Regions from separate parts of the Mus musculus genome. Here all the other regions are linked to region 1. A link is a loop called in an ENCODE intact Hi-C map of the cell type or tissue named here. Cell type or tissue: heart. All regions are shown on one strand. Links, peaks and the distances in the headings refer to the core of each region. The heading gives the core; the rest is flanking DNA.

What was found. A loop is a pair of places that touch in the nucleus more often than their neighbours do. Peaks named below come from ENCODE experiments on the same cell type or tissue, not always from the same donor. Only the 100,000 strongest peaks of a DNase experiment are listed, where the experiment ranks them.
Region 2: a loop joins it to region 1, with 2.2 times the contacts of the local background. A loop is called at or near these places in 5 of 42 quality-filtered maps.
Region 3: a loop joins it to region 1, with 2.9 times the contacts of the local background. A loop is called at or near these places in 5 of 42 quality-filtered maps.

Annotation. Positions count from the first base shown.
Region 1 is chr19:40,546,486-40,551,165 of GRCm38, reverse strand. It overlaps Aldh18a1 (aldehyde dehydrogenase 18 family, member A1), which reads left to right. Exons shown (of 19, transcript NM_019698.2): 19 at 1-909. The coding sequence ends at 18. Among named protein-coding and RNA genes, the nearest start is that of Sorbs1, 35 kb to the right of the region's middle. In heart, for the core only: a CTCF peak has its summit at 2,089; no DNase peak of the experiment used is centred there; H3K27ac peaks cover 1,102 bases.
Region 2 is chr19:40,230,018-40,234,697 of GRCm38, reverse strand. Pdlim1 (PDZ and LIM domain 1 (elfin)) reads left to right here. Exons shown (of 7, transcript NM_016861.4): 5 at 4,040-4,191. Among named protein-coding and RNA genes, the nearest start is that of Gm41845, 39 kb to the left of the region's middle. In heart, for the core only: a CTCF peak has its summit at 2,702 (motif pointing right); no DNase peak of the experiment used is centred there.
Region 3 is chr19:40,243,473-40,248,152 of GRCm38, reverse strand. Pdlim1 (PDZ and LIM domain 1 (elfin)) reads left to right here. Exons shown (of 7, transcript NM_016861.4): 4 at 4,554-4,680. Among named protein-coding and RNA genes, the nearest start is that of Gm41845, 26 kb to the left of the region's middle. In heart, for the core only: a CTCF peak has its summit at 2,492 (motif pointing right); no DNase peak of the experiment used is centred there; H3K27ac peaks cover 498 bases.

The sequences.
Region 1 (4,680 bases), core at 941-3,440:
CAGAGAAATTTCAGCTGAGAGGTGCCAGGCAGTCGGGACCGTTGTGCGCCGTCTGGCACATGGAGGCTACTCCAGGATCTCCAGAGAGAACCTGATCTCGTCCCTCACTTCTTGGAAGGGTCTGTCTTCTGGACAGTTCACCTATGCTTCTGGCTCTCCTCAGCGTTTCCAACCTTAGCTAATGTTCACACTCCATTTTGGCCTTCTTGGGTGTGTCTGTCTCCGTAACTGGGGTTGAATCTAGGGCCTTGCACATGGTAGGCAAATGCTCCACTGCCAGGCTGTCTCCCTGGCCCTGCAGTCCAGTCCTAGGAAGAGAATCGCTGTTGGAGACAGAGAGGCTTGGCTTTTCCCAGTCTGTTCACATCAGAGGTAGACCCTAAGGGACGCATCTACCATCAGAGACAATGGAAAGTCCTGGCTGCCGGAACGCCTCAGTGAGGTAAAGTCTCTTGGCGTTTTGACTGGGACCAGCCCAGCCATTCTCAGCCTCTCGACATGTAATTTCATTTCTTTTACGAAAGCTCGTCTTAAGGAGGGCTAACTCCTTAAAACCTTTAACATTTTCATTGGAAACGGTGACTGAGACAGACTGACTGTATCCACTGGGGAGATGACCTTGGTGTGTCTGTGAAGTTATGGGCGCACATCCTAGACATCTGCAGTCTGTCTCCGGCCTGGGGACACATGGTACCTTCAAAGTAGTTGGAATCTGAGCATCACGCTGGAGGGATGAATTTCAGGATGTTCCTACAAGTGGGAGGAAGATCTACAATCATGCTTGACCTTTTTATACAAATTATTTTGACATCCTATTCTCGACCTCCAGGACAAAGACTAGAGATTATTTTAATACTTTAGATTCTCCCCCCCCCCCTTTTTGAGAAATAAAATTCTTATAAAAGCCCATGTGCACAGTTCGTTTTCTCCCTTATTTGTCCTTGCCGTCATCTCCACTCTCCCTCCCTGGTGACCCTTCCTGCCCTGCTCTCAGCATGTTCCTGGAAGTTGGCTTGGTGGGTGGGAACGGTCATGGGGGAGCAGTTTCAATGGAAATGGCGAAGGGAAACCTTCCAGGGAGGGACTCCGGTCTTGAGAGGAAAAGAAAACAGAACAGTGGGCACCAAGAGTTTGTAGTCTGCTTATATGATGATTTGGGGCTGTGCAAGACATGAACATATTTGTTTCTGTCACGTCCTCCCCAGCATCTGCTCCACCATGTCACCAGCCCACATCTTTGGTTCACTGTGGCTATAACTCAATTCACTCTCCTGACCTGCCAAGTGTCTCTAAACACTTCTAATCCCCTCAATCCCTTTCCTTTAGCCCCTATTCTTAGTCTTCACAACCCTGCAGTCTGCATTTCAAAGACTTTTTATTTCTTGGAGGCCTCCAAAAAGAAGCAAGTGTTCACTGACAGGCTGCTTCTGATCCTCAGCGTGGTTTTATAGGCATAAGAATTACTGTGTCGTGTGGATCATGTTCCCAGACTGGCTCCAGCTCTACCTCTCATCTAGACCCTTACATGGTCTGGCCTGGCAAGGCACCCAGCCTGCCTTGCCCGGTGAAGGGGGAATTCTGACATAGCTTGCCTGAAAAGGGAATAAGCAAGATCCAGCTGAAAAGACAACACAGATTCCACAGGCAGCTCCCACCAGACAACAGATACCCCAGGAGTCTGAAATAGCAGATCCCTTTGGGAGCTCACTGTGAACACAGGCTGCCATGTGGGCTCTGGGGAAGGTGGGTTCTGGGATTGACTGGTGGTATGGCTTACAGGCTGCAGGTTAATGCAACCAAGGTGCAGGGCAAGAATGAAACCAGCGAGTCTGGAGAGCAGTGACTGTTGATTTAGGGCAGAAGGCTATATATAGGTTTCAAGAAAGTATGCCCTAACAGTGGTGTTGGTATCTCCTAGAGCCTTGTTTTTACAGCATGGGACAGAGATAGGGTATGTTCTGGAAAGGGCAGGTTGAACAGCCAACAGGGCTCTTTGCCCCTATTCAGAAACCGTAGCCCTGTCAATTTCCACAGAGGTGAGGCCACCAGCACCCTCCCTTTCTCCACTCAAAGTGAAGAAACACCTACAGGGCACTAGGAGGCAATCAAAGACTTGAAAGTGGCTCTACGTGGGTGGCCCAGTGTTTACTGGGCTGTCCTGTGGAGAGGAACTTCTTACTCTGAAGCTACTCCTGTGGTCCTTGCCTCCCACCATCAGCTCCTAAACAATACATGCCACAGAACCAACCAACCCTGACTCTCCCGGTTCCCACAAGGGGGCCAAAGAAAGAGTCCCTGGCACATGAGTTCATGGTCTTATTCAAACGGTAGTTGTACTTGGTTGTAGATTTTCTGTGATTAACAGCCCAAGGCATCACTATGGGACATACCCCCATTCGGAGATTGCTTATTAGATAGTTGACCAGCACAGGATGGAAAGCGGTTTGGCTGCCCTTCTTCTCTTATTTTATGAATCTGTCTCTCCCTTGTCTTGTCAGTTGGTGTGATTCAAAGCGGGATACTGCTCCCGCATCATTCTGCAATCGATGCTCACGTGATTCAGGCCTCAGTAATCCAAGCACTGCTGGGCATGTGGTTTAAATTTGACCAAATAGCATGTTGGTAGAATATTTAGGCAGTTATTAGGAAAAGTAAGCTCTAGTCTCCTGGGGCCATAAAGTCTATTTCAAGGAGATTAAAGCTGATTGTATCCAGTCTGCTACTGTGTAGGAAGAGTTTGTGGAGGTCATCCAGCAGAGGAGAAGCCAGAGGCTGTGTAGTGAGCCCAGCTCCATCCAACCTGTGTCTGAAGGAGATGTAAGTACACTGTAGCTGTCATCAGACACCCCAGAAGAGAGCATCAGATCTCATTACAGATGTTTGTGAGCCACCATGTGATTGCTGGGAATTGAACTCAGGACCTTCGCAAGAGCAGTCAGTACTCTTAACTACTGAGCCCTCTCTCCATATCTAGTCCGCTCCTAGATTCAACTCAGCAATTCAGTTTTTTGGTTTAAACTAGTCTGAACTGGCTTTTTATTTTTCATATTGGAAGACTGGATGATATACCTGGGTTCAAGTCTCTGCTCTGCCACTAGGAAACTGCATGGCCTAAGCAAGAAATTTAGCCTGTTTGTTCTTGGGACTGTTGTTATGCCTGCTACATAGTTGGTAAGGTAGAGGCACTGCATTGTGAGGGAGAGGTGACCACGTTCTGTGCTGTCATTCCTCGTGAGCTTGATGCTGTTCCCAAACTCCAGAAGTGTCTTGCTACTGATGATGCTACATTCAAGAGCCAGATTTTCCTATCCTGTCTGCAGCTGCTCCCCCAGAAGACCACACTGGTCCACTCTGTAAACACTGAGGTACAGAGCACAGAGTCTGAATAGACATTTAAGCACCGGGGCAGTGTGGGGAGCTATCACTGAGAAGGGCATGAAGCAACAGAGATCTTAGTTTGAATCTGAGAGAAAGGGAGAGGAATATTGCCTGTTGCCTGTTGCCTGAAAGAGAGGAGGTGATCCTGGGAGGGCTGAAGGGGAGAGAGTGTGGCAACAAAGTGAGAAACAAGGTTTCCAGATACTACACATGATTGATACAGTGTGGTACTGAATAGAGGGGGGTGGGGGCTCAGCATCCAAGAGCTAGCCACGCAAGCCTAATCCCTATAACCACAGTGGAAGAGGAGGACTGATTCCTACCAGTTATCCTATAACTTTCTCACATGCATGTGCAAATGTCATCGCCTCAAATAATAACAAAAGTAAAACAAATGCAGAATTTACATCCCCGAGAAAACACAAAGTTTCGGTATAGTTTTAGTCATCTGAAAATTTTAACTGTTAATCAACCCCCCCCATATATATATATATATATATATATATATATATATATATAACTATGAGATGCTGTTTGTTGTCATTATTACTCTGATGCCCCTAAGTTTGTGTGCTGGATAATTTGCTGTTAATTTGACCCAAGCTAGAGCCATCAGAGAGTAGGGAGCCTCAATTGCGAAAATGCCTCCATAAGATTGGACTGCAGGCAACCCTGTTAAGAACCTTTTCTTAATTAGTGATTGATGGGGGAGGGCCCAGCCCACCATGTGTGGTGCCATCCTGGACTTGTGGTACTCAGGTCTGTAAGAAAGCAGGTTGAGCAAGCCATGAGGATTAAGCCAATATGCAGCATCCCTCTGTAGCCTCTACATCAGTTCCTGCCTCTAAATTTCTTCCTCATTTGAGTTCCTGCCCTGACTTCTTTCAGTGATAGACTATGATGTGGAAGTGTAAGCCAAATAAACCCTTTCTCGCCCAGCTTGCTTTTGGTCATGATGTCTCATCACAACAATAATAATAACTCTAAGATGGATAGATATTGTTTTATTTGGGGGTAAGATTTTTGTGCTCTGTTATAACAAAAGCCTCTTGCACTTGTATTTCCATGTACAAGTAACAAGAAGTGCAACTCAAACTAGTATAAAGAAAAATAGTTGTTTATATAACTGAAGAAGCCCGGAGGTATGGAGAATTGCAGGCTGGTATCCAGTTGAGCTGAGGTCTGAACCCCGATGGTCATAATTCACCTACATGACATGGTAGGTGTTCCCTCATGCTCCTGGAACTCTGGCCTCTGCCTAAGTTACCACCCCCTACAGCCCCCACAAGAGAAGCATGGCCA
Region 2 (4,680 bases), core at 1,167-3,666, 320 kb after region 1:
TGAGTAGCTGTCTTCAGACACATCAGAAGAGGGCATTGGATTCTGTTTTAGATGGTTGTCAGCCACCTAGGAATTGAACTTGGGACTTCTTGAAGAGCAGTCAGTGCTCTTAACCTTTAAGCCATCTTTCCAGTCCCCTACATTTTATTAAAATTTTTTCCTTTATGTTTATTTTGTTGTGTTTTTGCCTGAGTTTATCTATTACTTCTAGATTTTAAAAAATAGATTCTGTGTAATTTTCGATGTGTCAATCATGTTGTGTAAGTGATTCTCACGTGGTCTTCTTTGACCTTTTTTTTTTTTTTTCATTTTTTCCTGTTTGCTTGGCCCTGCTTGCTCCAGCCCAAAGATTTATTTATTTATTATATTTATTTATTACACTGTAACTGTCTTCAGATACACCAGAAGAGGGCATCAGATCTCATTATGGATGGTTGTGAGCCACCATGTGGTTGCTGGGATTTGAACTTAGGACCTTCGGAAGAGCAGTCCGTGCTCTTAACCACTGAGACATCTCTCCTGCCCCTTATTTGTTATTTGTTTCCCTTTCCCCCCATAGTGCAGTGGCTATAGTTTACAGCACTGTGGGGAGCAGTAGAGGCCAGAGGATGAGACCGTGGCATGTCACTTCTCCCTATTAGACAATGCCATGGGTTCTGTAGATGCACTGTAGCGAGCTAGGGACGTTCTCTCCAGTTCTATTTTTCTGACTGTTTAGTTATTTTTAGTTTTAGTTATATTGAAGTAAAGTCTTGCTACATAGACCAGGCTGTCCTGGAATTCACTGTGTATTCAAAAGAATTTTTGCAAATCTGCCGATAATGTCTATAGCATCTTGAAGACTTGTCTGTGACATGTAATTCGTTTTATATATTGCTGAATTTTATTTGCTATGAAATTTACATCTTTATGAGGGATATCACCTATTGCTTTCTTTTTAAACACTGTCACCTTATTTTATATTAGTATAATATTTACTTCACTAAGTAAGTCAGGAAATACTTGCTTCACTTTGTTCCAGGGAAGAGAATAGGTAGAGTAAGTTGATCTCTCTGAAGTATGCACCTTTATTATGTAGCCCAGGCTAACCATGAACTCTTGAGCCTCCAGAGTCCTGAGAGTGCAGGCCTTTTTATATACACAAATAGGAATCTTTTTGCTCCATTTCTTATGCATGCTTTTATCCCAATTACTTTTTCAGATATTGCGTTAATATCTTACAGCCTAATGTCTAAGTCTTAGGATTTTAGAGTCTTGTGTTGTTTTTTGAATTAGGTTGACTGTGTTTTGGTTAGGGTAATGCATATTGAGAATACTTCATAAAAGTCACAGCATATAAAAAATGCTGTCATATTATTTGAAAATAAATGGTAAATTGTTCTTCTTCCCTCCCTCCCTCCCTCCTTCCCTCCCTCCCTCCCTCCCTCCCTCCCTCCCTTCCTTCCCTCCCCTTTCTTCCTCCCCTCTGTCTCTCCCCTCTCACTCTCTTTTCCTTCTCCCCCCTCCCTTTCTTTTCTTTCTTTCATTATTCCCAAGCCTGTTTGCTGGAAGAATGTATGATGTCCTTGTGGTTTAGTTCTGTTATTTTTAGTGTTCCCTTGGTGGCTTCCAGACATAACATATAACAAATAAGAGAAAAAAATTCATCCTCCAAACATTCCATGGCCTGATCTGGATTTTAAAATAGTCCTAAGAGCAATAGGAAAAAGATTAAGAAAGAATAATGTAATGTGCTTATTATGGTGAGGTTCCAAGCCCAAAACTCAAGTATCAAAAAGGATGGAATTGAGATGGTAGAAGACTCTGGTTTGACTCCACCAGGTGGCCATTCAACCTGCCCCATGTTTTGCTGCAAGGGAAGGGAGACAGATAAGGGTAGATAGAGACCAGCTGCCATGGGCAGGTTACACAAGGGTGGCTGCTTCTATCCAGCCATTGCAAATCAAAGGTGGCAGGTGCAGCCAGCACCAGCCTTATCCAGTAGTAGCAGAGCCTATGTCACCCTTTGTGGACCTTGTTTTCTTTGTTATCAGAATATGTTTGGAGTCCAAGGGAAACCTACCTGGGGCTTTATTCCTGTGTTTGAGTCTTTCGCTTGGAGCCCGAGTATATAAATTTTCCAGCAGGCTGTCCTGTCTTCCCTACCGCTTGTCTCAGAGGAGAGGAAAAAGGACAGCGAGGGAGAGATGAACAGGAAAGGGGTAGTAACTTAGAGGAAATTACCATAGAAAACATACTTTTTCTCTTCAAAATGGACCATGAACCAATTGCACAATGGTGGGTAGGAAATGAGTGAATAGATTCAATGGCTGTAATTCCTTTGCTCTCAGTGGTGTGGAGGGTGAGAGTTCATAGCTCAGCAACTTCAGCTTGTGCGTTTGTGTTTGTACATATCTATCTACACGCAATGATAGTAACCGCCACTGGTAGTTCATCTGATCTTTGTGCTTGCTCCTTCTGGGCACAGTATGTCTTTCAGGTAGCTTCTAAACAAGTTATGCAAATGAGAAGAAAGAGCATGTGTGGGTTGAGAAGGTGGGTCCTCCACAGCCCTGCATTGCTTCAGGGTGAGCTCACAGGATCATGGCGATCATAGCAAGGAGGGAGTGGCATTGATGCTTACTAACTTACCTGGTGCTGGATCTGAGTCTGGGCTACGTCCTGAGACAGACCTGGGCACTTACAGAGAGCAAGGCAATATGTTTGTTTACCTCTAGGGGGAGCCAAAAATTAAAAAAAAAAATCCAGGTAGAGTATGCGGGAGGAGGGTGAGTTAGAGGGTAGAGGACAGGTATGTGTGGTACTGTTGTAAGTCAGGGTCAGTAAATCCTCTCCAAGGAATACACCCTGTGTGTAGCAGGGTTCTCTGGAAATACATGGGGGTCACAGCACAGGTAGAAGGATCAGTAAGAACTTTGCCTAGAATGAGGCTGGCTGGTCCAGTCATAGCTGGAGAGCTGTTCTGAGAAAAGGCCTTAATCTTCAAAGGCCTTTATGAAATGAACATTTATTCCAAAGGTGTTGAACTTGAATACACTTGCGTTTTGTTTATAAAAGCTAAATATTTGGTTCTAGGTCAGATGAGGAGGTTGCGTTGAGCCACAGTGTGAAATTCCTAATTCCTTGGAAATCCGCCTCTGACCTCTGTCGCAAGGCAGCAGAGAGGCAGGCTTACACAGCTGGTGGGTCTTGCTGGTGTACCGTGGTGTGGCGTAATCGTGCAGGGGAGCTGGGAATTTGAGAGGAGTCTGGATAAGGACAGTCTGCCATTGAAGGGCTACCTCCCTTCTACCATTTCTCTGTGGCCAGTGTGGCCAGGCAGCGTAAGCTGTGGCTTAGTGAAAAAAAAAAAAAGGCCCAGCATCATAGTAGTGCCTGCCTCAGCTTGTCTTGGGCATGCAAAGTAAGGGAGGAAGGAGTGGGAGGCATGGTCTGGCTTGCCTGGCCCCCAGGGTCTGAGCCTTCACTTAGTAAAGCCTGTGAACTTTTCCTTCTCTCTACAATCCCTGTGAGTGGGGCAGGCCAAGGCTGCTGCCTCCAGCTAGAGGCACAGAGGCCGGAGAGTTCCATTCTGAAGGACGAGGAGCGTCCGGCAGCGTGAGAAGCACTTTGACATCAGGAATGAAAAGATGAGGTTTCTGCTCATGCGAGGAATGCATGTGCCACCCCCCTGCAAGGGGACTCAGCTGAGTTTTAGTGGCTGGGTTGCGGTTGACATTTTTCCTCTTCAAATTTTTCTCTTGACATAATGTTGACTATGTAATTTTAAAAGAGGGAAAGAAGTCCCCATCTGTGGGAGTAAGCCACAACGTAATTGAATTACGAGACTATTTGGGAAAATAGCCTCTTACTGTATTAAAGTAGCAGCCAGCTTTGCTTACCAGGACCCACTGCAACATTGTCAGGGGAGTTGGAGACATGGGATAATCACTGTCCATTCTTTCAAGTAGTATGTGCTTGCTTGAAAGGAAGTACCTGGTGAAGTTTTGGGACTAACTTTTCACCGTTGTCCTGATGGCTTTCCAAATGTTCTTTTTAGCGTGGTTCAGCCTCATCCCTCCGGCAGCCTTATCATTGACAAGGACTCTGAAGTTTACAAGATGCTTCAGGAGAAGCAAGAATTAAACGAGCCCCCCAAACAGTCCACATCCTTCCTGGTTCTGCAGGAGATCCTGGAGTCAGATGGGAAAGGTAAGGGGCCCTGTGGAGAGAGTCTGTCTCTGCTGGAGCACGGATGAGCACCACACTAGAGAAAGGCTTGCTGTGAAAGGCTGGGTCTTCCTGTGCAGCCTAGAGCTTGCCATCTTCCCCAGAGCCTGAGGTTACATGAGCACACACTACCACTTCTGGCTTGGCATTGACTTTTTAAAAATGTGAATCATTTATTGAAAAGAGGAGAGGAGGGAGAAAGAGGGCTCAGGTACAGATCGCTTGTAGAACGCTTAGAGTAGAACTATGTAATATGCATAAAGCCCTGGGTTCCACTTCCAATGCTTGGGGTGAGGGCTAACTGGGCTGCAGGTGGGTGGGAGTGTTGGTAGTAGGGGAAGGGACAAGAGCGCCCCTCTGGATTATATTTTCTGGCTCAGTCTTAAAAATATTTACTTTTATTTTACACATATGGTTGCTTTACCTGTGTGTATATCTGTTTACTGTATGTACACCGTATCTGCAAAGACC
Region 3 (4,680 bases), core at 1,167-3,666, 300 kb after region 1:
TCGTTAAAATTTCAGAAATGTGGTTATAATTTTTCCTATTTGCAGTAGCCATCATACTAACATGCTACATTCTTTTAGGGATCATTTTGCACCTGGCATGTTGAAGTTGACATGAACATATTATTCTGTGTACGACCTATAAGGAAATTCATAAAATGTTACTCTGCAAACTGGCAGTTGTATAAGCAAGTTTAAAGTATGCCAGAGTTAGTTTTAGTTTTCCTGGTAGTCTAGTCATTGATTAAAGTTACTGTATGTGTTAAATTTTGATGTGCTAAGTTTCCACATAGATTTATAACAATGAGGAATAATTTTGGCTTAACTTGGTCCAAAATGATCACTTTTTACCTGGGCCAACCATCTATGTCTTGGTTATACTTTTTCTTCAGTGCTGATATTTTGAAGATTGTTTTCAGATTAAAAATACATTATTCAGACTCCTTTAAAGGGTAGCTTGACTGTATTTTTCTCATCATTCTTTATTCATACAAATATCTTCCCGCCTCCCCTTTCCCCAGATTTTCCATTTCTGAGACTTCTGAGCTAGAGGGCAAATAGTGAGGGCAGAGTTCACAGATATTGTAAAGAGCTGCTCGCTCGTTCACATAAAGCCAACCAACACCCCAGCTTATCTGAGGTCAACATAGTTACATACCTAGTTTGTATTTCCTCATTATTGAGTTTCCTTGGAGACCAGTAAATACAAAACCCAAACAATGACATCATCCCTTCCAAAAGGCAAGCCCTAAATCCGCCTGCCTTCTGGAAAGACTAGAATCCGCATGGGGGTAGAAATATTTCTTTTATGTACAAACCAGATGCATTCTTGATAGATGCTTTATAAAGCAAGAATCAAGAATTAAAAAAGAAAAAAGAAAAAAACCACCGGAAGGAAAAACTCTACTATTCCCACAAAAGAAAACAAGGGTGGGGGGGGGGGTGGGGAGGGGAGGGGTGGGTTGAGGAGTTGGCTTTTGCTGCCAGGCCTGCCCTGAGGACCTGAGTTTGATCCCTGGGGCCTACGTGATGGAAGGTGAGAATGGATTCTCCTAAATTGTCCTCTGATCTATACTGTGGGCAGTAAGTACGTACATACATACATACATACATACATACATACATACATACATTGTAAGAATGTATGACATGGCTCCCATGGGCTTCTGATTGGAACTCTTTTTGTTTCTTCGGGAAGAGGAGATGGACCCTAGTGAGGCCCTGCCCTGTTCTGCCCTGTGCTTGGTGCACAGACGTGTCACACCATGTCCTTCTGAAGAAGCTTAGAGAAGTGGGCTCAGAGAGGCATAACATGTTCATGGCCAAAGTGTCAGGGAAAATTGGAGGCAAGGCTAAAGACTAAGCATCCTGCGCTGCTCCCAGAACGGCTGTGGACACAGAAGGGTGCATGCTGGGTGCTGTCCTGTGACTGCCCATGGTGGTGATGGGAGCTCCTGGCCTCTAATCTGTAAGTCAGCTGCTGCCTTTCACAGACAGGACTCAGTGGTTTTACGATTCCTTTGAATCAGTGCACATAAAATGACTTAATCATTCCTTATGACCATTCTTTTCTTTAAGATCCTCTTTTGAGATTGTTTGTAGCCAGGCTTGGTGGCAGAAACAGGTGGATCTCTGTGAATTTGAAGCCAGCCTGGTCTACATAGTGAGTTCCAGGACAGCCAGGGGTTCATAGAGAGACCCTGTCTCAAAACAAACAAACAAACAAACAAGAACACAAGCCTCTTTTTATTATTTTTTTATTATTTTATTATTTTTTATTATTTTGTTTTTTATTATTTTATTATTTGTGCAGACATGGACAAAGTCAACTAAACCTCACTGATTCTGACTCAAAAAAAGACATTTACCAGAGTAATAAAAAAGAAATCCTAAGCTGGGCGTGGTGGTGCACGGCTTTAATCCCAGCACGTGGGAGGCAGAGGTCAGCCTGGTCTACAAAGTGAGTTCTAGGACAGCCAGGGATATACAGAGAAACCCTGTCTCAAAAAAAAAAAAAAAAAAAAAAAGGAAAGAAGGAAAGAAAGAAAGAAAGAAAGAAATCCTAACCATAAAAATGTGTTTATCTGCCTTTTACTTTAAATTAGTTTCGTACTGAATTAAACAGTTCTCATTCATAATGCCTTCCAATTAAACACTTAAATTTCATTTTTTAAAAGAGCAGAAAAAGAATGATAGAAGAATCAGAATATTGATTTTTGATCATTTGGATGTTTAAGAAAGAAAGCAAGGTTTAGAAGAATTTTCTTGGGAACTCAGAAAACATGTTGAGCTTAGAAGGCTACACAGCTTGCGGCACTAGAAGTTGGAGTTGATTTTGAGCACTGGTGCTGGGAGAACCTTCTAACTGAGTCATCAGATAACCTGGGATCATTTTTTTTTAAAGTTCTTTTAAAAATTAAAAAAAAATTATATATTATTATATGTAAGTACACTGTAGACACCCTCAGACACACCAGAAGAGGGCATCAGAGGGTGTCAGATCTCATGATGATGGTTGTGAGCCACCATGTGGTTGCTGGGATTTGAACTCAGGACCTTCAGAAGAACAGTCAGTGCTCTTAACCGATGAATCATCTCACTAGCAAACCTATTTTTAAAATTAAAAAAAATTTTTTTAGATATTTTCTTTATTTACATTTTGAATCCCCTTTCCTAATTTCCCTTCTGAAAATCCCCTATCCCCTCCCCACTCTCCCTGCTCCCCAGCCCACCCACTCCTGTTCCTGGTCCTGGCATTCCCCTATACTGGGGCATAGAGCCTTCACAGGACCAAGGGCCTCTCTTCCCATTGATGACCGACTAGGCCATCCTCTGCTACATATATAGCTAGAGCCACAAGTTCCACTATGTGTTTTCTTTGGTTGGTGGTATAGTTCCAAGGAGCTCTGGGGGTGCTTGGTTAGTTCATATTGATGTTCTTCCTATGGGGATTAATATCTAATATATATAAAGAACTCAAGATGTTGGACTCCAGAAAATCAAATAACCCTATTAAAAAATGGGGCATAAAACTAAACAAAGAATTCTCAACTGAGGAATACCAAATGGCTGAGAAGCACCTGAAAAAATGTTCAGCATCCTTAATCATCAGGGAAATCCAAATCAAAACAACCCTGAGATTCCATCTCACACCAGTCAGAATGGCTAAGATCAAAAATTCAGGTGACAGCAGATGCTGGCGAGGATGTGGAGAAAGAGGAACCCTCCTCCATTGCTGGTGGGATTGCAAGCTGGTACAACCACTCTGGAAATCAGTTTGGCGGTTCCTCAGAAAACTAGACATAGTACTACCGGAGGATCCAGCAATACCTCTCCTGGGCATATACCCAGAAGATGTTCCAACTGGTAATATGGACACATGCTCCACAAAGTTTGGAGCAGAGCCTGAAGGAATGACCATCCAGAGACTGCCCCACTTGGTGATCTCTCCTATAAACAACCACCAAACCCAGACACTAGGCAGATGCCAACAAGAGCCTGCTGACAGGAGCCTGATATAGCTGTCTCCTGTGAGGCTCTACCAGTGCCTGGCAAATACAAAAGTGGATGCTCACAGTCATCTATTAGACAGAGCACAGGGTCCCTAATGAAGGAGCTAGAGGAAGTACCCAGGGCTCATTTTTTTTAAAAAAAGGAATGTTAGTTTAAAAACTATAACGAGGCTGTGTGACACACATCTTTCAACCCAGCAATCAGGAGGCAGGCAAATCTCTGAGTTGGGCCCAGCCTGGTCTAGAGAGTGAGTTTCAGAACAGCTAGGGCTACAGAGAGAATCCCTCTCTCAAAAAATAAAATAAAATAAAATAAAATAAAATAAAATAAAATAAAATAAAATAAATAAAAGGTGTTTTGGTTTTGGCATGTTTATACAGATGCCTAGAGAGGTTGTAGCTGTAATTGTTCACCAGATTTCTGGAGGTGGAGCAGGGAATAAGGACTCAGAAACTCAACCTCCTTCGCCCATAGGATCTGGTTTGGACCTGTCTTCCAGAATCTTCCATCTTGTGTTTTACCACAGGGAATGGTAGGCCTTCAGCGCCTCAGCTGCCTTTTCCAACTACTGAGACATGTAGTCAGCAGCTGCTCCTCTTCTTACCTTCTTTCCTTGCTGATCTAACCTACTCGTGTCTGGGGAGTTTATCTTTACCTTTTGACCTGGAGAGCTCCGTGGTAGTCTAGGCTACCTCTCTCTACTTTTTCCTAATCAGCTCTGACTTGGGTACTGGTAGCCCAAGGCATGACATGTTATCCTCCCTAGAGGTACCCAACATCAGCTCTGCTGGGTCTCAGGGGAGGGCCAGAGATGGAGCTGATTGAGAGAGTATGTGGGATTGCAGTCCTACATCTGTGGATTCTTTACCACGTATTGATCACAGTCTCCTTGCCTTTGTCTGAGCCCCTCTGCTCGAAGCAAGGTGAAGTTTAGATTTGAGCCAGGGCTGCTGTAGCTTAGCTGGAAGTCCTCCCTGTACTGTACAGGATAAGGGGTTTAGGATCCACAGCTCCTTGACGTCTCCTCTGCTCCCTGTCTTCAGGAAGTCCTGCACATAGGAAGTGCCCACAACCGAAGTGCCATGCCATTTACTGCCTCACCTGCTCCCAGCACCCGGGTCATCACAAACCAGTACAACAGCCCAACTGGCCTCTACTCATCCGAAAACA